Regions from separate parts of the Homo sapiens genome. Here region 2 is linked to region 1. A link is an interaction called in ENCODE POLR2A ChIA-PET data of the cell type or tissue named here. Cell type or tissue: MCF 10A. All regions are shown on one strand. Links, peaks and the distances in the headings refer to the core of each region. The heading gives the core; the rest is flanking DNA. Region 1 overlaps INPP5F (inositol polyphosphate-5-phosphatase F). Region 2 overlaps SEC23IP (SEC23 interacting protein).

Evidence for each region. Peaks named below come from ENCODE experiments on the same cell type or tissue, not always from the same donor. Only the 100,000 strongest peaks of a DNase experiment are listed, where the experiment ranks them.
Region 2: POLR2A ChIA-PET joins it to region 1 with 5 read pairs; 2 of 35 experiments call an interaction of 5 or more read pairs at or near these places.

The regions. Positions count from the first base shown.
Region 1 is chr10:119,763,742-119,776,406 of GRCh38, forward strand. All of the region lies in intron 2 of INPP5F (inositol polyphosphate-5-phosphatase F), which reads left to right. It also overlaps the pseudogene RN7SL846P. Among named protein-coding and RNA genes, the nearest start is that of INPP5F, 44 kb to the left of the region's middle. In MCF 10A, for the core only: no CTCF peak of the experiment used is centred there; DNase peaks (open chromatin) are centred at 4,910, 6,340 and 7,350.
Region 2 is chr10:119,907,387-119,920,051 of GRCh38, forward strand. SEC23IP (SEC23 interacting protein) reads left to right here. Exons shown (of 19, transcript NM_007190.4): 5 at 1,655-1,744; 6 at 4,658-4,778; 7 at 7,344-7,433; 8 at 8,362-8,503; 9 at 10,450-10,658; 10 at 11,007-11,125; 11 at 12,058-12,210. Among named protein-coding and RNA genes, the nearest start is that of SEC23IP, 21 kb to the left of the region's middle. In MCF 10A, for the core only: no CTCF peak of the experiment used is centred there; no DNase peak of the experiment used is centred there.

The sequences.
Region 1 (12,665 bases), core at 4,672-8,671:
TTTTTGCTTAACAACTCTGTCTTTAAGTCATAGCTCTCTTCTCGCATTTTACTATAATCAGGCAGGAGGAGGCAAACTTCATCTTTGACATTTTGCTTAGAAATTGCCTCAGGTAAATATCCAATTTCACTCTTAAGTCCTCCCTTCCACAAAATACTAGAACATGCACAAATTTCAACCAAGTTCTTTGCCACTTTATAACCAGGATCATCTCCATATTGTCCAATAACACGTTCCTTATTTTCATCTGAGACTTCATCAGAATGCTCTTCACGGTTCATGTTTTCTACTGACATTCTGCTCAGGATTACTTAGGAATTCTCTGAGAAGATTGAGGCTTTTTCTACAGCTCATCTCTCTTCTTTCTGAGTCCTCACCAGAATCACCTTTAAAGGTTCACACAGGGCAGTGTAGGCTTTTTCTAATAGTATGCACCTCCAAACTCTTTCAGCCTCTACCCATTACCTGGTTCCAAAGCTGCTTCCACATCTTTAGATGTTTGTTATAGCAGCACCCCTGCTGCTTGGTACCAAAATCTCGATTAGGGCTTTCCAGAACCAATAGTGTATACGCGCGCATGTGCTTGCATACACAGGCGTGTGCACACACACACACACACAAACACACACAGTTGACCCTTGGACAACACAAGTTTAAACTGTGTGGGTTCATGTATAGTGTATTTTCTTTTGCCTCTGCCACCCCTGAGACCTCAAGACCAACCCGTTCTCATCCTTCCTCTTCCTCAGCTTACTTAACATGAAGATAAGGATGAAGACCTTTATAATGACCCACTTCCACTTAATGAGTAGTAAATACATTTTCTCTTCCTTATGGTTTTCTTTTTTTTTTTTTTTGAGATGGAGTTCCGCTGTTGTTGCCTAGGCCGGAGTGCAGTGGTGCGACCTCGGCTCACTGCAACCTCCGCCTCCCGGGTTCAAGCGATTCTCCTACCTCAGCCTCCCAAGTAGCTGGGATTTCAGGCATGCGCCACCATGCCTGGCTAATTTTTTGTATTTTTAGTAGATATGGAGTTTCACCATGTTGGCTGGTCTTGAACTCCTGACCTCAGCTGATCCGCCTGTCTTGGCCTCGCAAAGTGCTGTGATTACAGGTGTGAGCCACCACGCCTGGCCCCTTGTGGTTTTCTTAATAACATTTTCTTTTCTCTAGCTTACTTTATTTATTCATTTATTTATTTATTTTTTGAGACAGAGTTTCCCTCTTGTCGCCCAGACTGGAGTGCAGTGGCACGATCTCAGCTCACTGCAACCTCTGCCTCCTGGATTCAAGCGATTCTCCTGCCTCAACCTCCCGAGTAGGTGGGATTACAGGTGCCTACCACCACGCCCAGCTAATCTTTTGTGTTTTTCGTAGAGATGGGGTTTCACTATGTTGGTCAGGCTGGTCTCGAACCCCTGACCTCAGGTGATCCACTTGCCTTGGCCTCCCAAAGTGCTGGGATTACAGGTGTGAGCCACCGTGCCCAGCCTAGCTTACTTTATTGTAAGAATACAGTATATAATACAGCATACAAAATATGTGTTAATCAACTATTTATGTTATTAAGCTTCTAATCAGTAGTAGGCTTTTCATAGTTAAGTTTTGGGGGTGTTAAAAGTTGTATGTGGATATTGTTTTTGTTTTTGAGACAGGGTCTTGCTTTGTCACACAGGCTGGAGTGAAGTGGCGTGATCTCAGCTCACTACAGCCTCGACTGCCTAGGTTCAAGCGACTCTCATGCTTCAGCCTCTTGAGTAGCTGGGACTACAGGTGCACGCCATGATACCTGGCTAATTTTTGTATTTTTTTTTTTTTTTTGTAGAGATGGGGTTTTGCTATGTTGCCCAGTCTGGTTTCTAACTCCTGAGCTCGGGTCATCCAACTATCTCGGCCTCCCAAAGTGCTGGGATTACGGGTGTGAGCCACTGTGCCCAGCCAAAAGTTGCATGTGCATGGGGAGTCAGCACCCCTAACTCCTGCATTGTTCAAGGGTAAACTGTGTGTGTGTGTGTGTGTGTGTGTGTGTGTGTGTGTGTGTGTATAGTGTATATATATACTATATAGATATACACTATATACTATATATAAATACTAATTAATCTCTCTGTATACACTATATACTATATATATATATATAGAGAGAGAGAGAGAGAGACGGAGATTTAACATCTATACCGAAATTATTACTTACAGAGATCTGTTATTTAAAGATAATTATTATAAGGGATTGGCTCATGTGATTATGGAGGCTGCCATCTGCAATCTGGAGAACCAGGAAAGCTGGTGGTATAGTTCCAGTCCAAGCCCAAAAACTGAGAATCAGGGGAGTCAGTGATGTAAGTCTCAGTTGGAATCCAAGGGCCTGATAACCAGGAGCACTGATGTCTGCAGGCAGGAGAAGATGATGTCCCAGCTTAGAGAGCAAGGTAGCCCATCCTCTGCCTTTTTGTTCTATTCTGGCCCTCAGTGGATTGGATGATGCCCACCTGTATTGGTGAGGGCAGTCTTTATTCAGTTTACCAATTCAAATGCAAATCTCTTCTGGAAATACCCTCAGAAATAATGTTTTACTAGCAATCTGGGCATCCCTTCCCAGTCAAGTTGACCCACAAAATTAACCATCACAGGGTCATTTACGGATATTTCATACACTTTAAAAACGAGATCAAGAAAACTAGTCAGAGGTTCTGTTTCTGACAACAGCAGTATTTGATGAGATAATGGCCAAGAATTTTCTAAAACCAACTATAAATACAAGCCACAGATTCAAGAAGTACTTTGAATCCAAGGAAAAAACATAAAGAAAACCACACTCAGTTACCTCATAGTAAAACTGATGAAAAGTAAAGACAAAGAGGATATCCTAAAAGCAGCCAAAGAAAAAAATACACATTAAATTCAAAGGCATGTTAAGCATTGATAGAAACAATGGAAGCCAGAAGACAATGGAATGACATCGTCAAAGTGCCTGTCCAGAATTTTATACCTTCAGAAATTAAAAATAAAGACATTTTGAGACAAATAAAAACAGAGAATTTGTCACCAACAGTCTCTGCATTAAAAGAAATACTAGAGAGGGCTGGGCACAGTGGCTCATACCTGTAATCCCAGGATTTTGGGAGGCCAAGGCTGGCAGATCACCTGAGGTCAGGAGTTCAAGACTAGCCTGGTCCAACATGGTAAAACACTGTCTCTACTAAAAATATGAAAATTAGCCAGGCGTGGTGATGGGAGCCTGCAATCCCAGCTACTTGGGAGGCTGAGGCAGGAGAATTCCTTGGACCTGGGAGGCAGAGGTTGCAGTGAGCTGAGATCATGCCACTGCACTCCAGCCTGGGCAACAGAGTGAGACTCTGTCTCCAGAAAAAAAAAAAAAAAAAAAAAAAAAACCTAGAGAGATTTTCAGGCAAAAGGAAAATGATTCCAGATGGGAGCATGGAGGGGTAGGAAGAAATGAAGATCAATGGAAAGGGGAAATAGTAAATTTAAGTGAATTTGTCATCATACATGGGGCTTAACTTTAAATGTAGAATTAAAATACACAACAATAGTAGTAACAATGGGGAGTTAGAGGAGTTGGTATTCTAAGTCCTTTCACTGTCCAGCAGCTGGAAAAGTACAAATTTACATTAGGCTTTTGTAAATTAGGATTCATGTTATCCCCTACAGTGTAACCACTAACAGAATAATAAAATATTGTAAAAAGCTCATAAAGGAGAAAAGCAGAATAATAATGATTTAAAAACTTAATCCAAAAGAAGGCAAGAAAAGGTATGTATGGAACAAATGGGACAAATAGTAAGATGATAGTTTGATTCCTAAATATGTCAGACATTACATAACAAATGAGTAGACTTAATGCTTCAATTAAAAACCAAAGATGTTTATACTAGAAAAACAATAAAATCCATCTACATGCTTACTTTCAAGACAAATGCCTTAGAGATATGAATACAGAAAGTAAAAGCATAGAAACTGTGTGAATATTAGCCTAACGAAAACTGGTGTCACTGTGCTAATATCAAAGTAGACTTTAAGGCAGGAAGTAGAGAGAATCATTTCAAAAATAACAAAATGTTCAAGTCACCAGAAAGAATAGTTTGAAATTTGTATGCATCTAAGTATAACCTTAAAACCAACTATAAATATATATAAAAAGCAACGAGTCATTTGGTTTACATTTTTTAGTTTAGACTGTCAATTTGAAATGACAGAGGAACGTGAGTATTCCTGTTGGCAATGTTACAGAGAAGAAAGGAAAGGCGAGCAGACTTTTCCCCTTTTCAGATTATCTTTTTCCTTCTTTACCAACATGTCTCCATCCTCTGATGTATCCAGTGCAAATATAGACTCTTCTGTGGCGTTTTGAGCATAATCTGCAGAAGTCCTTCAAGAAATGTTTGTATTTAAATATTATGCTACAAAAGACTTTGGAGTATATAGTATGCACCTCTGTCTTTGGGTTAATATTTGTTGGTATGTCAGTATAATTATAAATTCTTGTCAAGTGTGGTGGCACATACCTGTAGTCCCAGCTAGTAGAGGTCTAAGGTGGATCACTTGGGCCCAGGAGTTCTGGGCTGGAGTGAGCTATGCTGATTGGGTGTCTGCACTAAGTTTGACATCAAATACGGCAGCCTCTTGGGAGGGGAGACGACCAGGTTGCCTGAGGAGGAGTGAACTGGCCCAGATCAGAAATGGAGCAGGTCAGAACTCCCACGCTGTGATCAGTAGTGGGGTCGTGCCTGTGAATAGCCACTGCACTCCAGCCTGGCCAATATAATGAGATCCTGTCTCTTAAAAGGGAGAGAAAGAAAAGGAAAAAAATTATGAATTCTCCTGTGCTAGCTCCTCAAGTCATAATTGCACAACCGTGTGAGTGTTCAGGCTGATGGGTGCTCTCTGTTTCACCATTTCCCAGCCTCTCTGTGACTGTTCCAGTGGACCTAGGAAAGGTAATCTTTGCCTCAGGAATGTAGTGTGCAGTATTAGAGCATACTAAAGGAAGTAAACACCTGAGACTCATTAGTAAATGCACCTTCTCTTCCTTTTTACCCTTGTTCCTCACATGAATGTTTATAGAGATAAACTGGAAAGTGTCCAAAAGAGCGGTGAAAATAGAACCTACAAAATAAATTATGGTTGTATGCTGTGAACATAAGTCATTTTAAGTTCTCAAGTAAAATTAAAAGGACTAGTGCCAAGAATGGTAACTGGTTACTTTCCATTTCTCCTGTTCTCCTTATGTGAGAGAACTAAGAAAGCAGGGTTTGGATTAGGTTTAAAGAATTTCCATGGAGTGGGGAATAGTGGTCAAAGAGAACTTCAGTTTTATCTGTAATGTTTAAACTTTCAAAAAATGGGATATATTAATATATTCCCTATATAATGTTAATAAAAATAAAAATGATTGCTGGACATGCATTGGTGGATTAAATGTATATCTTTTCTGTATGTCAATAGGATGGTGAGCCATGTCTAGAAATACGTAGTTGCAGTACCCCTTAGAGGCAAGGTCATGAGTAGGGAGTCGGTTAATTTTAAAAATTTTATTTATATTTATTTACTTTTTGAGACAGTGTCTCACTATGCTGCCCAGGCTGGTCTCAAACTCCTGAGCTCCAGTGATGCTCCTACCTCAGCCTCCTGAGTAGCTGGGACTGCAGGCACACACCACCGGATCTGGCAGTGATGTTTAATTTTTTGTGTTAACTTGACTGGGAAGGGATGCCCAGAAAGCTGGTACAAAATGATTTCTGGTCATGTGTGTGAGGGTGTTTCCAGAAGATACTTGGCGTTTTGAGTTGGTGGACCGAGTAAAGAAGACCCATTCTTATCAGTGTAGGTGAGCATCATCCCGTCTGTTGAGGGCCGGAACAGAAGCAAAAAGGAAGTATGAATTCACTGTGTTTGAGCCAGGGCATCCATCTTCTCCTGCTCTTGGACATCAGAGCTCCTGGTTCTCAAGCTTTCGGACTCAGATTGGGGCTTAAACCATCAGCCTCCCAGTTCTCAGGCCTTCGGACTTGGACTGGGACTTTTACCATTGACTCCCCTGGACTTGGACTGAATTACACCACAGGCTTTTCTGGTTCTCCAGCTTGCAGATGGCAGATTGTGGGACTTTTTGGCTTCTATAGTCACATGAGCAATTCCAATAATAAATCTCCTCTCATTTATATATCCTCTTAGTTCTGTTTCTCTAGAGAACCGTAATGCAGGAGAAAAATTTTTTTTTCTAAAGTGGTATGAAAATCTTTATCCTACAGTTGCTCATCTCCTTTTAAGTGAGTCACTTTCTAAGTCAAGCAATTGAATCTTTTCCAGGACTATTGTTTTAGCTTGCCCTACTGGTCATGCTTTTCAAGATAATCACTTCCTAATCAGTTTTTTTTATCTTGCTGGGGAAGTCAGGTTTCCTTGTCTCTCTTTTCCAGGAAGAGGCACGGTTACAAAATTGACTTTTTCCCCCATTGTAATATGTTTAAAAAGTTGGAAAGAAATCTTTATGCCATCAGACCTTGCTAGATTCTATTTTTTTTATTCCTTGTTATACTGTGTATATCCTGATCTCAAAATGGTAGCTTTAATTGAACCAAGTTTCTTTTCCTGGTGGGTAACAAATAAATACATAGCCTGCTTTGGTGCTTTTAAAAATTGTACTGTGAAATTAGGCCTGATGGATAATAGGATTGCCAAACAATAGTGACGCTGTACTTTTACATTTGTCTTGTTTTAATTCTAAGTATAAAATGTAGAAATCATTTAACCCTGTAGCTCAATATGCACATTCCTGCCGGACATCTCAGGCTTTTTATGTGGCAGTGGTGGTGTATTTTGTTTCACCTAAGGCAAAATAATTACAGGAGTAGAGATTGCTATTATTTTCTGTGAGGTCTTCTTTTGTTTGTTTTATTTTCTAGAGTGAGTGTTTTTGCTTGGAAATAGCTCAGTGTTCAGTTCATAATTTTTCTTTTCATTGTGATAATTTTGATTATTTCCTTGAACACTATTCCAGACACCTACATCTTTTCACTAGTGTTGATACATTTCAAGAATTATAGGCTGTCCTATCCTAACCTCCATTTTTGGCAGAAAGTATACTTTTAGTTTTTTATCCTCTTCTTAAGACTCCTAACAAGTTCTTTTGTTCTTCAGAAGGAGATTTTTTTGAAAATAAATAAATAAATAAAAAACTTGAGATTTAATTTACATACCATAAAATTAACCCTTTTAAAGTGTGCAGTTAAGTGGTTTTTAGTAGATTTGCAAGGTTACGCAACATTTACCACTCTCTAATTCCAGAACATTTTCGGCATCCAAGAATGAAACCTCTCAGATGGCCAGTTATTTCTCATTACCCCTACACCAGCTCCTGGCAACCACTAACCTCAGCTCCTAATCTACCTTCTGTCTCTAGGGATTTTCCTGTTCTCAATATTTCACATAAATGAAATCATACAATATGTGCACCTTTGTGATTGTTTTTTTTCACTTAGCACAATGTTTTTAAGGATTGTCCATGTTGAAACATGTATCAGCACTTCATTCCTTTATAGCTGAATAATATTCCCTTGTATAGATAGACTATGTTTTGTCTGTTCCTTCATCCCTTGATGGATGTTTGGGTTGTTTCCGCAGAAGGAGCTTTTTTTTTTAATTTAAATTTTTAGGTAGTACAAGTGCGTGGTTTAACAACAATGTAAATAGTAGTAAAAGGTATTCAGCGAAGCCTCCCTCACTCCTCTGTCCCTATCTGCCCTATTTCCACTGCTTCATCCAACCTAGCACCATCATTAGTTTATTGTGAATCCTCTGAGAGTTTCTTTATGCATTTACAAACAAATACAATTATTATGCTTATAGTCTTCATTTTCCCAGCCTTCCCAAGTGTATAGACTACATTTCTAGGAGAGGAACAGATTGGATAAAGCATGTACACAGTTTGAATTTTGATGCATCTCCAACACTAAGTATTACTTTTAACAAAGAGATTTCTTTTTGACAGTCTGATACAAAGTGATCTTCCTATTTTATTTCATTATTGCTGAGCTTAATTATATTTTTAATGTTTATCATCCATACTCCATAAAGTATGGAGATATATATATATATATATATATATATATATATATATATTTTTTTTTTTTTTTTTTTTTTTTTTTTTTTGAGATGGAGTCTCACTCTGTTGCTCAGGCTGGAGTGCAGTGGCGCGATCTCGGCTCACTGCAAGCTCCATCTCCCGGGTTCACACGCCATTCTCCTGCCTCAGCCTCCCGAGTAGCTGGGACTACGGGTGCCCGCCACCACGCCGGGCTAATTTTTTGTATTTTTTAGTAGAGACAGGGTTTCACCATGTTAGCCAGGATGGTCTGGATCTCCTGACCTCGTGATCTGCCTACCTCGGCCTCCCAAAGTGCTGGGATTACAGGTGTGAGCCACTGCACCTGACCTATCTTTTTTTACTTTGGGGACATTACCTTTTTCTTTTCTACAGATTTTATTGAGGAACTGTTGCACAAGGGGAAAAGAAACCTCAGTCCAGGATTGTGCTCAATTCCAGATATAGTAAGGACAAGTGGGGATTTACAGCAAAAGAGTGTGGTAGGAATCTGTGGATGGAAAATTACCGAGAGGAAAACCTATTACCTTTTTCTTGTTGATTGATACAGCTCTTTCTATTTCGTAAATACTAACCTTTAGCATGCCATGTGTTGCAAATAATTTCCTGTTTGTCATTTGCTTTTCATTTTGTTCATAGTGTGATTTACCACCCAGATATGTTTCATTTTTAATGGAATCAAGCCTGTTCATTTTATGACTTCTGGATTATGTATCATGCTTCCGAAGGTCCTTCTGCTCTGAGATGATAAAGAATCTGCTATATTTTGTTTTGCTTTTATTTTTAGCAATTAGCTCATCTACAATTAATTGGGGGGCATGGCTTGCAGTGGGAATTTAACTTTTTTTTCGTGTGGAGAACCAATTATTTCAACATTGTTTTAATTTTTTTTTTTGAGATGGAATCTCGCTCTGTAGCCCAGGCTGGAGTGCAGTGGCGCAATCTTGGCTCACCGCAACCTCCACCTCCCGGGTCCCGGTTCAAGCAATTCTCCTGCCTCAGCCTCCTGAGTAGCTGGGATTATAGGCACGCACCACCATGCCCAGCTAATTTTTGTATTTTTAATAGAGATGGGGTTTCACTGTGTTGGCCAGGATGGTCTTGAATTCATGACCTCGTGATCCGCTTGCCTTGGCCTCCCAAAGTGCTGAGATTACAGGTGTGAGCCACTGCGCCCAGCCTAATTTTTAAAAATTATTATCTTTTTTGAAATAGTGTCTTACTCTGTTGCCCAGGATGGAGTGCAGTGGCTTGAATTCAGCTTACTGCAACCTTCGCCTCCTGGGGTCATGCAATTCTCCCATGTCAGCCTCCTGAGTAGCTGGGACTACAGATGTGTGCCACCATGCCCTGCTAATTTTTGTATTTTTTGTAGAGACAGGGTCTTGCTGTGTTGCCCAGGCTAGGCTCAAACTCCTGGACTCAAGCAGTCCACCCACCCTGGCCTCCCAAAGTGCTGGGATTACAGACATAAGCCACCTCTCCCAGCCTGTTTTTCAAATTTTAGTTTCGGGGCGACATCTGCAGGTTTGTTACATGAGTATATTGCATGATGCTGAGGTTTGGTCTTCTGTTGATCCCGTCACTCAAATAGTGAACATACTACCCAATAGACGGTTTTCTAACCCTTGCTTCCTTCCCACTATCCCCCGTTTCGGAATCTCCAGTGTTTATTGTTTCCATTTATTGAGACACCATTCTTTTCCCTTCTTTATCATCATTTATGAGATGCTCATTTTTACATAGGTCGTGTCTGGCTTCTCTATTCTAGTGATTCATTTATCTTTTCCTTTACCTAGTATCAAGTTTTAATTACCATGCTTTTTTAAATCCCCCTCTTGCTCTGTCTCCAATGTTGGGTTTCACTCTGTCCCCCATGCTGGAGTACAGTGATGGAATCGTAGCTCACTGACAACTTCTTGAACTTCTGAGCTCAATCAGTCCTCTTGCCTCAGCCTCCAAAGTAGCTGGAATTACAGGTGCAGGCCACCACGCCTGGTGTTACCATAGTTCTGCCTAGGAAGACAAGTAGTCTCAATTTCTTTTCAAAATCTTTACTGGATATTTTTACGCATTTAGTCTTTCAAGTGAAATTTAAAATATATTTAAATTTCCTGGCCGGGCTCAGTGGCTCATGCCTATAATCCCAGCACTTTGGGAGGCCAAGGTGGGCAGATCACAAGGTCAAGAGATAGAGACCGTCCTGGCTACATGGTGAAACCCCGTCTCTACTAAAAATAAAAAAATTAGCTAGGCATGGTGGCGTGCGCCTGTAGTCTCAGCTACTCGGGAGGCTGAGGAGGGAGAATTGCTTGAACCCGGGAGGCAGAAGTTGCAGTGAGCTGAGATCACGCCACTGTACTCCAGCCTGGCGACAGAGGGAGACTCAGTCTCCAAAAAAAAAAAAAAAAAAAAAACTCCCTAGAAGTCCCATAAGAATTTTGATTGAAATTGCATTAAATTTCTATATTAATTTGAGAGATACCAACAAGTTTGAAATGTTGAACCTGTGCATCCAGGCTCATGGTGCTTTCATGTATTTATTTTCTGTATGCTCTAAATGAAAGTTCTGTGGTGCTTTTCATGTAGATATTAGACCTTTCTTTTATTCATTTGTTTGTTCGTTTTGTTTTTTTTTTTCTTTCTTTCTTGAGACTGGGCCTGGCTATTTTGCCCAGGCTGATCTTGAACCCCTGGGCTCAAGCAATCCCTCTGCCTTGGCCTCCCAAAGTGCTGGAAGTACCACTCCCGACCTAGACATTTCTTAATTGGAATTAGTCCCAGAAACTTTATTGCTCCTGTTGCTAATGTTATGATACCTTTTTTCTATTACATATGCAAGTGGCCTATATTAATGCTTTTTTGTATGTTTTTATTTATATGTGGCCACATCAGTGGACTCCCATCTATTAATATATTATTGGTTTCTCAAGGTCTGAAAAACTGCTAAATATATAATATTCCATTTCCTTACAATATGTATAGTTAGTTTTTAACCTTTTATATTACATCTAGAGTCCACGCTTTTTCCATGAGGCTGAGGTTTAGCAAATGAAAAATATACAGCATATAGTAAAGGCTCGATGTTAGTTTTTTTCCTCACTGTTTCAGTCTAACACATAGATCAAAAAATAAAAAAAACTAAACTAAGTAAAATTTGTAAGGAAATAGATATCTACACGTCATAATCTAAGTTCTCTACCTTAATTTCTCTCTTCTTTGGAAAATGGTATGATGATAGGTGGTTGGAATTTTTCTTCACTCAGATTCTCTTTAGGTTTCCTTAGGGGGAAAAATCAATCAAAGAAAAATTTTATATATTTGATTATACTAGAATCTAAAATTTTTTTTGCCATTTATTTCTGGAAGAAACTGGATTATCAAATATAATTCTTTTTTCTTTTTTTGAGGCAGCATCTCTCATTCTGTTGCCCAGGCTGGAGTGCAGTGGTGTGATCATGGCTCACTGCAGCCTCGACCTCTCTCGGCTCAGGTGATCCTTCTACTGTCAGCCTCCTGAGTAGCTGGAACTACAGGGTTGCTCCACTATGCTTGGCTAATTTTTAAATGGTTTTTTTTGTAGAGACAGGGTTTCCCCATATTGCCCAGGCTGGTCTTGAACTCCTGGGCTGAAGTGATCCACCTGCTTTGGCCTCCCAGAGTGCTGGGATTACAAGCATGGGCCATGGTGCCCAGCCTCAAATAGAATTCTAACTCAGGTTTTTAACCCAAAGCCCATGGGGTTTCTTCTTTACTTTCTAGATTTGGAATTCTTTTAAAGACAAGTACAGAGTCATTGGAAAAAAAAAAAGTTGAACATCATAGAAGACTGAGTCATTCATTGATAACTGTTGGGCCTAAGTGGTGGGTGGATTTGGTTTGATTATATTGCTCTCTCTACTTTTATGTATGTTTGAAGATGTCTAAAAGGGAAGTTTAAAAAAAATCCTATCGGCCAGTTGCAAGCCTGGGGCACATTATTTGAATGTTTCTTAGTTTTTCAACTATAGATTGGAAATGGAATCTGTTAGCAGGGTGTAGTGGTATTAAAAATATAGACATAAATTGCCTGGTGATACTTATAGTAGATGTTCAGTAAACATTAATTCTTAGGAATAGCATCATGAATTATACAAATTGTTAATCCTCATAGCCATTCTCTGAAGTAGGCAGCTTTATCCCAGTTTTCATATGAGAAAACTGAGAATTGGAGCAGCTAAGTATTATGCTTTGAAGTATACAAGAAGCAAATGATGGAGCTAAAATTTGAGTCCAATTTCTGACCTCAAAGTCTAGGACACTTGAAGCCTCCTTGAAAAAGGAAGGCTACTATTGACAAAGCTTTGTTTCTGTTACATTATATTTTCTCAGATTTAATCTTCATCATAACTGCAAGGCATATTGAATATCTGTAACCTTTTAAAAAGAAGCACATAGATTTTTCACATTTTTGTATATGAGTAGTTAACTCTAAAAAAATGTGTATTTATTTTAAAATATATTTGAATGTGTAAGTTGAGTTTAAGTATTGGCAATACCA
Region 2 (12,665 bases), core at 5,884-9,883, 140 kb after region 1:
CGTGATTGTCAAATACTCACTGTTACTAGTTTTAAAAAAAAGACTTTGTAACAATTTTTACTTGTCAATTAAAAAAATAAATGAACAAAAAAAAGGACTTGTGGATATGCCAGAGGCTCCCTCTTACTTTGTGTTGAATCTCTCCCCAAGAGGTCCTCACGCTTGTTCTTTATAGAAACTAGAATAGTACGATCGGCCCTCCGTATCCACAGGTTCCGTATCTGCAGATTCAACCAAATACTCTGAAAATATTTAGAAAACCACAACAATAAAAATAACACAGGCTGGGCACCGTAGCTCACGCCTGTAATCCCAGCACTTTGGGAGGCTGAGGTGGACGGATCATCTGAGGTCAGGAGTTCGAGACCAGCGTGGCCAATATGGTGATACCTTGTCTCTACTAAAAATAGAAAAATTAGCCAGATGTAGTGGCTCATTGCCTGTAGTGCCAGTTACTCGGGAGGCTGAGGCAGGAGAATCGCCTGAACCTGGGAGGCGGAGGTTGCGGTGAGCAGAGATTGCACCACTGTACTCCAGACTGGGCAACAGAGCAAGACTCTGTCTCAAGAAAATAAAAAATAAAAATTACAGTTTAACTATTGATATCACATCTACATTTCATGAGGTATTATAAGTAATCTAGAGAAGATTTAAAGTATAAGGGAGGATGTATGTAGGTTTTATGCAAAAATAATGCTATTTTATATAAAGGACTTGAACACCAGGGATTTTGGTATCTTTGAGGGGTCTTGGATCCAGTGCCCTGCAGAAACCAAAGAAAGACTATATCTGGAGGAAGAGTAAGAAGATGGTTGGACAGTGAAGATTTTGGAGTCAGAAAGTCCTGGGTGATATTACTCCAGCCCACATGAAAAAAAAGAAAAAGTCAGTCCTGGGTGGCAATGAACTACAGTTCTCCCATTGCTGCTTCCCAGTTGTGTCATCTTGTGCAACTGTATACAGTACTTAAAATGTCTATTATGGGTTGAATTGTGTCTCCCCATCCCCCAAATATGTTGAATTACTAATCCCCAGTGTCTCAGAATGTGACCTTATTTGGAAATAGGGTCATTGCAGATGTAATTAGTTAAGGTGAGGTTTTACTGGAATAGGATGGGCCCCAAAGCCAATATAACTTGTGATGTGAAGACAGACACACAGAAAGAATCCCATATGATGATGGAGGCAAAGGCTGGAGTTACACTGCAAGCCAAGGAAAGCCAGAGATTGCCAGCCACCACCAGAAGCTAGGAAGAGGGAAGGAGGATTTCTTTATAGCTTTCAGAGGAACGGTGGCCTGCCTTCCTGGCACCTAATTTTCTACTTGGAGCCTCCAGAACTATGGGATGATACATTTTTTTTCTAAGTCACTCTGTTTGTGATACTTTGTTAATGCAGCCCTAGGAAATGAACAGACCATCTAAAACTTGGTTTTCTTCATTATATAATGGGGATCCTGTTACTTAGGCGTGATTGAGAGTAATTACTTCAATGGTATGTGTAAGGTGATAAAAAATATGTTAACCAGTCAGGAAATGAGAACTGCTATTACTGTTATTTTTATCACCATTATAGTGACCGTTTTCCTCCATACTTTCTCTCCATGTGGTATAAATTTGTCATGTTGGAATATATGTTGTTTCCCCCATTATAGGCTGAATATAAAAAAGCTGTAACCACTAATCAGTGGCACCGAAGATTAGAGTTTCCAAGTGGAGAGACAATTGTTATGCACAATCCAAAGGTAATGATGGTGTTCAAAATTTTAAGGTATTAAGTTCATTTTAATATTTTTCTGTGTATGTTTGATAAATTGTTCATTTTTAGTAACTTCTACAGTGGGAATGTTTTTGTAACAAGTGCATTGCTTTTAAAATACTTTATTATTATAGTGGATAATACAGATATTATTTCTATGATTCACACTGATCATAGAAACAAAAACACAAATTTTTCGTAGGGCGAGGTGCACACCTGTGAGAGGCTGAGACAGGTGGAATGCTTGAGCCAGGGGGACAGCAGAACCCTGTCTCTATAAAAAATAGAAAAATTAGCTGGGTGTAGTGGCACATGCCTGTAGTCCCAGCTACTCAAGAGGCTGAGGTGGGAGGATTACTTGAGCCCGAGAGGTTGAGGCTGCAGTGAGTCAGGATTGCTCCCCGCTGCACTCTAGTAGCCTGGGTGACAGAGCAAGACCTCGTCTCAAAATAAAAAGTAAATTTTTCTCAGGCTGGGTGTGGTGGCTCACACCTGTAATCCCAGCGCTTTGGGAAGCCAAAGTGGGAAGATTGCTTTAGGCTAGGAGTTTGAGACCAGCCTGGGAAACAAAGAGACTCTGTCTCTACAAAAATTAAAAAAATTAGCTGAGCATAGTGGTGTGCACCTGTCTAGCTACTCGGGAGGCTGAGATAGAGGATCACTTGAGCCCAAGAGTTTGAGATTGTAGTGAGCTGTGATCACGCTCACTCCAGCCTGGGTGACACAGCAAGACTCTGTCTAAATAAATAAATAAAATAAGTATTTCTTATGAAGTTTCTGTTTATGGCAACATGATAACTGGAGTTTAGTATGCAATGTAGAAGTTGCTTGATAATTTTTTTCACTTGATCAGAAGTTGGCAAGCTTTTTCTATAAAGGGCCAGAGACAAAATATTTAAGGCTTTGCAAGTTACATGTTCCCTGTTGAAGCCACCAGCTCTGCCACCGTGGTGTGAAAGCAGCCAGAGACAATGTGTAAACCAATGGGTATGATATTTTCAATGAATCTTTATTTATAAAAACAGATGGCCAGATTTTTCTGTGGGCTGTAGTATGCCTGTCTGCCCTTGATGTGGTTTGCTCTAACCTTTCAAGTAAAAATGTGTCCTTTTTCTTTTTATTTTTATCGTCTCTATGAGTTTATCTTGTTTTTAAAAAAATATTGATTGCTGGTATTCTGATTCTATCATTTGCCAACCTTAATTTCTCAGAGCTCCAAGTTCCTCACCTGCAATAATGATCTCCCAGGGTCATATTTTAGATGAAGTAAGGTAATTTATGCAAAAGCATCTAGCATGGGGCTTAGCACACAGTAGTTTCTGAGAACATAGGCTTTTTATTTATTCATTTGTTTTTATAGAAAAGTATATAAAAAACTTATAATCCAACTACTTCTATAGTCCTTATTGATACTGAAATAAAAATAACATTCATATGCCAACAAAATGTAAACAGTTTAAAAGGATATTAAATGAAAAATAAAAGCCTCCTATCTCTGCCTTCCTCATTTCTCCTCTCCATAGTAACCACTCTTAATCTTTTTGTTTGTTTTTTTAAGAAATAAGGTCTCACTCCCTTACCCAGGCTGTAGTGCAGTGGCCAATCACAACTCGCTGCATCCTCGAACTCTGGGCTCAAGGGATCCTCCTGCCTCAGCCTCCCGAGTAGCTAGGACTACAGGTGTGCGCCACCTTGCCTGGCCAGTTTTAAGACTTTTTTTTGCAGAGATGGGGTCTTGCTATCTTGCCCAGGCTGGTCTTGAACTCTTGGGCTCAAGTCTTCCTCCTGCCTCGGCCTCCCAAAGTGCTGAGATTACAGGTGTGAGCCAACACGCTTGGCTAACCTTTTTTTTTTTTAGATAAACATTTTGCATACTACATCAAGTATATATTCTTTTTTTTTTTTTTAAAGAAAATTTTCTTTGTGGTACAGGGCTGAATTTAATACAGTTGGTTTAACAGAATGGATTTCCTAAAAAGTGGTAGGGTTTTGTCATTATGTTTTTGTCACTGAAATTGAAATTGTAGTTTAATTGGGAATCTTACTATTTTGAAAGGATTTTGCTTTACTTGTTTTTATAAGACAAAGACTCTTCAATTGCAGGTTACTTGTCCTTGATTTCTTTTTTTGTTTTTATTTTATTATTATTATTTTTTTTTTGTAGAGACAGGGTCTCTAACTTTGTTGCCCAGGCTGCTCTGGAACTCCTGAGCTCAAGCGGTCCTCCCATGTTGGCCTCTCAAAGTGTTAGGATTACAGGCATGAGCCACTGCACCGGGCCTGTCCTTGATTTCTTTTGTGTAAACCTGGAGTTTTATGTTAGCTTTTATTTTTGTTTAGTTTTTTTTTGAGACAGGATTTTGCTCTGTTGCCCAGGCTGAAGTGCAGTAGCACAAACACAGCTTATTGCAGCCTCGACCTCTTGGGCTCAAGCAATCCTTCTGCCTCGGCCTCCTGAGAAGCTGGTTCTGCAGGCATGCACTACCATGCCTGGCTAATTTTTAAGTTTTCTGTGGAGATGGGTCTCACCATATTGCTCAGGCTTGTCTTGAACGCCTGGGCTCAAGTGATCCTCCCACCTCAGCCTCCCAAAGTGCTGGGATTACAGGTGTGAGCCACCATACCTGGCCTATGTTATTAGCTTTTAAATCAAGGTGTAATACTTCTGATTTAATTGTATAATTTTCAACATAAGCATTGGAAAGGTATCGATTTGCTTAATTTTGGTGGTTAATGAACACTAGCAAGACTCCTTCAAAGTTTGTTTTGGGGGAACAGTACTAATAATTTATAAACTCTCCGTACTCTGAGGTATAGCTTATTATGTGTTAAACTACTTAGCCTGTAGTGGAAAAGAATTTGTTAATGAGCTTTGTCATAATTCTGTTGCATCTTGAAGGTTATTGTTCAGTTCCAGCCCTCCTCAGTGCCAGATGAATGGGGCACCACGCAAGATGGACAGACAAGGCCCAGGGTTGTAAAGCGTGGAATTGATGATAACCTTGATGAAATTCCCGACGGTGTGTATAGTTTGTTTAGAACTGAGGTCTGTTTTAGTCCTCTCCATTTTAGCATCATTCTTTAGAATGATGAAGAAATAAACAGTTATTAGAATGCCCTGCCACAGCAGCCATTGCACCACCACTCCCAGCTAATATTTCTATTTTTTGTAGAGATGAAGTTTTGCCATGTTGCCCAGACTTTTCTCGAACTCCTGAGCTCAAGCTATTTGCCTGCCTCGGCCTCCCAGAGTGCTGGAATTACAGGCGTGAGCCACTGTGCCTGGCCATATCTTTCTTTTTGATTTTATTACTTTTGTATCTTTATTTTTTAATTGATACATATTAATGGGGTACACCTGATATTTTGATAAATGCATAGAATGTGTAATGATGAAATTGAAGTAAGTATTATGTCTATCACCTCAAACATTCATCATTTCTTTGTGTTGGGAACATTTCAGATCTTTTCTCCTAGGTATTTTTCTTTTTCTTTTTCTTTTTTTTTTTTTTTTCAGACAGGGTCTCACTCTGTTGGCCAGGCTGGAGTACAGTGGCGTGATCTCAGCTCATTACAACCTCCGCCTCCCAGGTTCATGCGATTCTCTTGCCTCAGCCTCCCGAGTAGCTGGGATTACAGGCGTGCACCACCACGCCCGGCTAATTTTTGTATTTTTAGTAGAGATGTGGTTTCACCACGTTGGCCAGGCTGGTCTCAAACTCCTGGCCTCAAGTCATCCACCTGCCTCAGCCTCCCAAAGTGCTGGGATTATAGGTGTGAGCCACCGCACCCTACCTCTCCTAGGTATTTTGAAATACACAATAAATTATTGTTAACTGTTGTCACCCTACTGTGCTATCGAACAGTAGAAGTTATTCCTTCAACATACCTGTATGTTTGTACCCATTAATTGACCCCTTTTTATCTTCACTTCCCCCCGACCCTTCCCAGGCTCTGGTAGCCATCATTCTGCCCTTACCTCCATGAGATAAACTTCTTTAGTTCCTACATATGAGTGAGGACATACAGATATCTTTATCTTTAAATTTGGAATTCTGTTAAAATACACATACCACATAGTATAGATTCTAAAATATGTTTTGTTGTGTGGAGAAGCACTTTGCTGGTTGGAACTAAGGTTTGGCAACACTTTTAGGCTTGTGGTTTTACACCTCACTGGTTTGTATTCCTCTGGTGCGGGGATTGCAGACTTTTTCTGTAAAGGGCCAGATAGCAGATAGGCTTTGCAGGCCACATGGACTCTGTTACAAACTACTCAGCTTTGCTATTGTTGTGTGAAATCAGCTGAAGACTGTATGTAAACAAATGAGCATATCCGTTTTCCATAAAGCTTTTTTTTTTTTTGAATGGAGTCTCACTCTGTTGCCCAGGCTAGAGTGCAGTGGCGTGATCTGGGGCTCACTGCAACCTGCACCCGCTGGGTTCAAGCAATTCTTGTGTCTCAGCCTCCCGAGTAGCTGGGATTACAGGCGCCCACCACCACGCCCGGCTAATTTTTGTATTTTTAGTGGAGACAGCGTTTTGCCATGTTGGCCAGGCTGGTTTTGAACTCCTGACATCAAGTGATCCACGTGCCTCGGCCTCCTAAAGTTCTGGAATTACAGGCGTGAGCCACCACACCCGGCCCACAAAACTTTATGTTATTTTTATGTTTTTCCTTGAATGGTTTCCCCTTCGTCAAAAACTTTATTTATAAAAGCAGGTGGCTGGGCCTGGTGGCTCACGCCTGTAATCCCAGCATTTTGGGAGGCCGAGGCAAGTGGATCACCTGAGGTCAGGAGTTCGAGACCAGCCTGGCCAACTTGGTGAAACCCTGTCTCTACTAAAAAAATACATATATAAAAATTAACTGGGCGTGGTGGTGGGTGCCTGTAATCCCAGCTACTCAGGAAGCTGAAGCAAGAGAATTGCTTGAACCCGGGAGGCGGAGGTTGCAGTGAGCCGAGATGGCGCCATTGCACTCTATCCCGGGCGACAAGAGTGAAACTCCATCTCCAAAACAAAACAAAACAAAACAACAGGTAGGATGTGGGTAGGATTTGGCCTGTGGGCCATTGTTTGCCATTGCCTGCTTTGGTGTATGTGCTTTGGTTTCTTCTGTACTATTACTTAAGAATGGATTTTATTTTTACAATTACATACACTTCATGTTTATTGAAGTGTATGTAAAATGTTTCAATAAAATGTATGTTTCTTGTAAAATAAATACTCACACGATGAAATCTGAGTAATCTCCACTGGGGCTTAGTGTCCTGGGGAGTTCTGAAGCATCACAAGGTTGTGGAGCCTCCATAGATACAAACCTGCTGCTCATCATGTGCTATTAGCTTCCAGGAACAGAGAGAGCCTGCTGCCTCCACCTCTTGTTCTAGTTCGCTTTTATATGCCAAGAGGGACAAATTGTTCCTCTAATTTGATAGGGGTAATGAGGCTTATTCTCTTTGAAGGGTCATGAATTTCTTTGGCAAGTTTGTGATGACGAAAGGGATATCTAGAATATTGCCATTAGGAAAATCCAAACAAATTCCCATCTTTTATGTAGGTTTAAAAATTTTTTTTGATAGGGGAGATGCCTCAAGTTGACCATTTGGTGTTTGTGGTGCATGGCATTGGACCTGTGTGTGACTTACGCTTTAGGAGCATTATTGAGTGTGGTAAGTGTTGGGTATATTGTATTTCATGGGATGATCTGAGAACTAATAGAAGAGCTTTGGAGTATTCATTTTTAGGATAGTTCCCAGCTGTGTACTACTTGCTGAGGAGTCTGTAAGAGGAAATTTAAATGGTCAGTGGGAAATACTAAGTTGTACTTGATTTGCTCTTGTGACATATGTGACGCATACAATCCCAGACTGTGAGGAATTAGAAGGGATCTTGGAAGTAGTTTAGCCTTGTTGACAGCCTTTGCCTGAGCACCTGCAGCAGCTAGGAGCACCTCTGCATTGAATGGATTTATAGTCAGTGAGTTGGGAGAAGTTGTTTAATGGAAACATGAATCTGCCTGGTTGACTTAAATTTTTGAAGTTTTATTTTTATGTCCATGTAATAATAGTTCGTATTTATTGAATATTTGGTATATGCCAAGTATCTTAGATGCCTTGTCATTTGACCCTCACAAATAAACCTTTGGGGTATAGGCGCTGTCACTGTTATCGCCACTACTGTGACTAATGAGGAACTGAGGCCTGGGATAGTGGGGGTTGGGGGTGAAGAGGTAAGGTAGGGGTTGGGGGTAAGTGAAACTCTCCCTTATCACAGTCAGTAGGGCCTGGAGCCTGGAGCCGGCAGTGTGATTCCAGAGCCTTTCCCCAAGGTGCCACGCTACCTCCCAGCAGTGGTGGTTAAACTGATATATCCCAAGCATCTATTCCTTTGCAATAATGGAAAGTTTAAAAGAGGTTCCCAAAAGTTACTTATTCCTTTCTTTTTAAAAAATTTTACTAATTCTCTTATCCTCATTTTTTTCTTTAAAAAATGTATCTTTATGTTATTAAAAATACTGGCATATTTGAGGTAACTGCTGACTAGCTATCAAGCTAGGAGAATTTAATTTATTTTCTCTTTTTTTTTTTTCTTTTGAAGTGGATGATTTTAGGGTGGTTTCTCTCAAATTGCTGCGGACACATTTCAAGAAATCTTTAGATGACGGGAAAGTAAGCAGAGTGGAGTTCCTTCCAGTTCATTGGCATAGTTCTTTGGGTGGGGACGCCACAGGTGTGGACAGGTTTGTGGATTTTGATAACTTGTTTTTCAGATTAGTCATATTTAAATTTAAGATTTAAACCGTAATATGAAATAGTTTATTGTAGCTTCAATCAATATGTTTTTAAAAATTGTATACTTCTGACATATAATTAAATATTGGCTGTAAAGTTTACACACTACTTTTCTCTCTGTGTGTGTGCATTCCTTTTGTAAATATTTAAGAGAATCTTAAGAAATTTTAGCTGGTTTTAAAATACAATTTTAATCTGTAGCAGTTTAGACAGGGGGCTGTCCTTTATGTAGTAGGATGCCTAATGGGCTTTCCACCCCAACAAAAATGTCTCCAGAAATTGCCAGATGTCCCCTGGAGGGTAAAAATCACCCCTGGCTGAGAACCACAGATTCAGAATATTGTTTCTCAGTGGAGATGCTCTTGTCAGGACAATTCTTTGCTGTCGCAGTGCAGACCACTTAACTTCCTTAGTGTAAAGGCCACTCAGTACTAGCAGTGCTCACCAGGCACTGTGACAATTAAAAATACTCTGCTCAATTTTGAATGCTCCCAATTGAGAATCATAAATACAGGTAATAGTTATGCTGGCACATGTCTAGATTTTAGTGAACACCGTAATGTTTCAGGGTACATAGTTTAATAAAACTATTTCTACAAACAGCGTTTTGTCTATGTTAGGCCCTATTGTAAGGGTGTTTTCTTTCTCTGTGTGTATTCCTAAACTTCATTTTGGTCATTCTCAAATTAGGGAAGATTTTTCATTCCATGTAGCCCTGTTTTTTCTGTTTGATATTCTCTTTAGTCCTTTTGACCCACAAGTTTTGTCAGGTGTCCAGATTTGCAGTTAACTGGAAGAAAAATGGAAGAGTAATCTTCCCTCTTTAAAAATAAAATAGAAATCTTTGCATATGACTTATATAGCAACTAACTCTTCAGAGAATCCCAAAATTCATAGTATAGTTATAGGCACAAATAACTTTAAAAAAAAAACTGAATTGTTTTTGAGACAGCATCTCACTGTCACCCAGGCTCTGGAGTGCGCTGGCATGATCATGGCTCACTGTAGACTTGGCCTCCTGGGCTCAAGTGATCCTCCCACCTCAGTCTCCCAAGTAGCTGGGACTATAGGTGCAAGCCGCCATGCCTGGCTAATTTTTAAATTTTCTGTAGAGATGGGGTCTCACTGTGTTGCTCAAGCTGGTCTTGATCTCCCGGGCTCAAGCGGTCCTCCTGCCCTAGCCTCTCAAAGTGCTAGGATCACAGGCATGAGCCACCACATGTGGCAGCACAAATTTTTTTGGTTTACCTTTATTTATACTTTTAATTTTTTTTTTGATGTGGAGTCTCGCTCTGTCACCCAGGCTGGAGTGTGGTGGCACAATCTCGGCTCACTGCAACCTCCACCTCCTGGGTTCAAGCGATTCTCATGCCTCAACCTCCCAAATAGCTGGGTGTACAGGTGTGTGCCATGACTTGTGGCTAACTTTTGATTTAAATTTTTTTTTTTTTTTTTGAGGTGGAATCTTGCTCTGTCGCCCAGACTGGAATGCAGTGGTGCAGTCTCAGCTCACTGCAACCTCTGCCTTTCAGGTTCAAGCAGTTCTCCTGCCTCACCCTCCTGAGTAGCTGGGATTACAGGTGTACACCACCACACTCGGCTAATTTGTGTATTTTTAGTAAAGACGGGGTTTCGCCATGTTGGCCTGGTTGGTCTTGAACTCCTGACCTCAAGTGATCCACCCACTTCAGCCTCCCAAAGTGCTGGGATTACAGGTGTGAGCCACCGCATCTGGCCTATCTTGATTTATTTATAATGACTATCTACAGAAACAACTCATAGTCTGTGGGGTTTTCTTAGTGTATTTTCAGGAGTCAAAAATCTAAACTTTAAAAAAATCTGTAAATTTAAGGTAGATGCTGACTGAATGTGCTGTATTTTTCTTTTTAAACAGGAATATTAAGAAAATCACTTTGCCAAGTATTGGTCGATTTCGTCACTTTACCAATGAAACTTTGCTAGATATTTTATTTTATAACAGCCCCACCTACTGTCAGACAATTGTGGAAAAAGTAGGAATGGAGATAAACCATCTGCATGCACTCTTTATGAGTCGGAACCCAGACTTCAAAGGAGGTGTCTCTGTTGCTGGTCACAGTTTAGGTAAAACTGTCAAATATTCACATTTTAAATACAATTTTTGTTGAGTCATAACTGCTTTCAGTGTAGGTGATATTGTTAGTGCAAAATTAAGAATTACAGATTTTAAGTTTCAGAAAAGGTAGAAATGAATGCTCTGAGTTTAGATTCTGCCTTTTCTATATTCACCTCTAGTATTACCTAGGGAATGCTATGTATTTTACTTTATTCTGCTGTTTGATAAAATAATTAATTATCAGGTCTTGAATAACATGTAACTTCTGTATGACTTTTGACTATAGACAGTGAAAAAAGAATTAGTGTTATAAAAGTACCTACTACATTATAAGGCAAAATGTTTCTTTTTCATAGGTTCTTTAATATTGTTTGACATCCTGTCTAATCAAAAAGATTTGAATTTATCAAAGTGCCCTGGACCTCTTGCTGTTGCTAATGGAGTTGTGAAGCAGCTACATTTTCAGGAAAAGCAGGTACGTCTGTACGTGGCCAATTAACATTTCGATTTAGAGTCTATGGAGCTGAACAATTTTCAAAAGTCTGAACTGTTTCTTGAAACTTTTGTTTGTTTGTTTGTTTGTTTGTTTGTTTTAACTGAGCCTCATTGGTTGCTTGGGCTAGTCTTGAGTTCCCTCCTGGCCTCAAGCGATCCTCCTGCCTTGGCTTCCCAAAGTGCTGGCATCAATAACTCTTCAGAGAATCCCCAAATTCAGAGTACAGTTATAGGCCCAAATATAATAGCTTCCGTGTCCAGCCCTGAAACTGGTTTTACATATTAAAGTACACCGAGGTTTAGAAATGGAATGGAATCATATAGCTCATTATTTGAGTTTCTCACTCTTCTTCTTTATGGGTTATAAATTTAAATGTGAAAGTTTGTGATTTTTAAAAATGTAAATTATAGGAAATGGAGACTTGAGTGATTTATTAAATTTATATACTTTTCAGAATATTCAATTTTTTTTTTTTTTTGAGGCGGAGTTTCACTTTTGTCACCCAGGTTAGAGTGCAATGGTGTGATCTCGGCTCACTGCAACCTCCGCCTTTCGGTTTCAAGCGATTCTCCTGCCTCAGCCTCCCGAGTAGTTGGGATTACAGGCGCCTGCCACCAAGCTGAGCTAATTTTTGTGTTTTTAGTAGAGACAGGGTTTCATCATGTTGGCCAGGCTGGTCTTCAACTCCTGACCTCAGGTGATGCACCTGCCTCAGCCTCCCAAAGTGCTGGGATTACAGGCGTGAGCCACTGGGCCTGGCCAGAATATTCAAACTTTGAATGGCAAAGTACTGTGCCTAAAATTATGATTTCTGTGTAAAGCAAAATTGTTTGAGAGTTTTCGTAGATCAGCAGTCATTATATGGGAGTTTTTCTGAGCTTGTAATGTTTTTCATACTTTTTTTTTTAAAGATGCCTGAAGAGCCAAAGCTGACTTTGGATGAGTCGTATGACCTTGTTGTTGAAAATAAAGAAGTCCTAACTTTGCAAGAAACTCTGGAAGCACTTAGCCTCTCTGAATATTTTAGCACTTTTGAAAAGGAAAAGATTGATATGGAGTCCCTGGTACTGATCATAGTTTGCTTCATTTTGTTTGAAATTGTTTTTCTTGTGTAGATTGAAAATTAAGAATAAACATTTTCGTATCAAAATACACTCCAGAGTAGACAAAGACTGAAATGTTTTAAAAAATTGAAAAACACAGAAGAATATTTTTTTATAATCTGAAAGGCTTTTCTGAGTATGATGCAAAATCCAGAAGCCATCAAAGAAAAAAATTGTATAACAGTAGACACCATAAACAACATCTAAAGGCCAGTGATACATTTGCAACACACATTATAGACAGAGGGCTTACTTCATTGATTTTCAAAGCTTCTACAAATCAGTTACAGAAAGACCATCACATCAGTGTGATATGTAAATAGGCAAAGAATATAAACATGATTTACAGAAAAGGAAATAACAAATGGTGTCTTCGCATATGAAAACTCATAAGAGAAATGGAAATTGAAAGTACA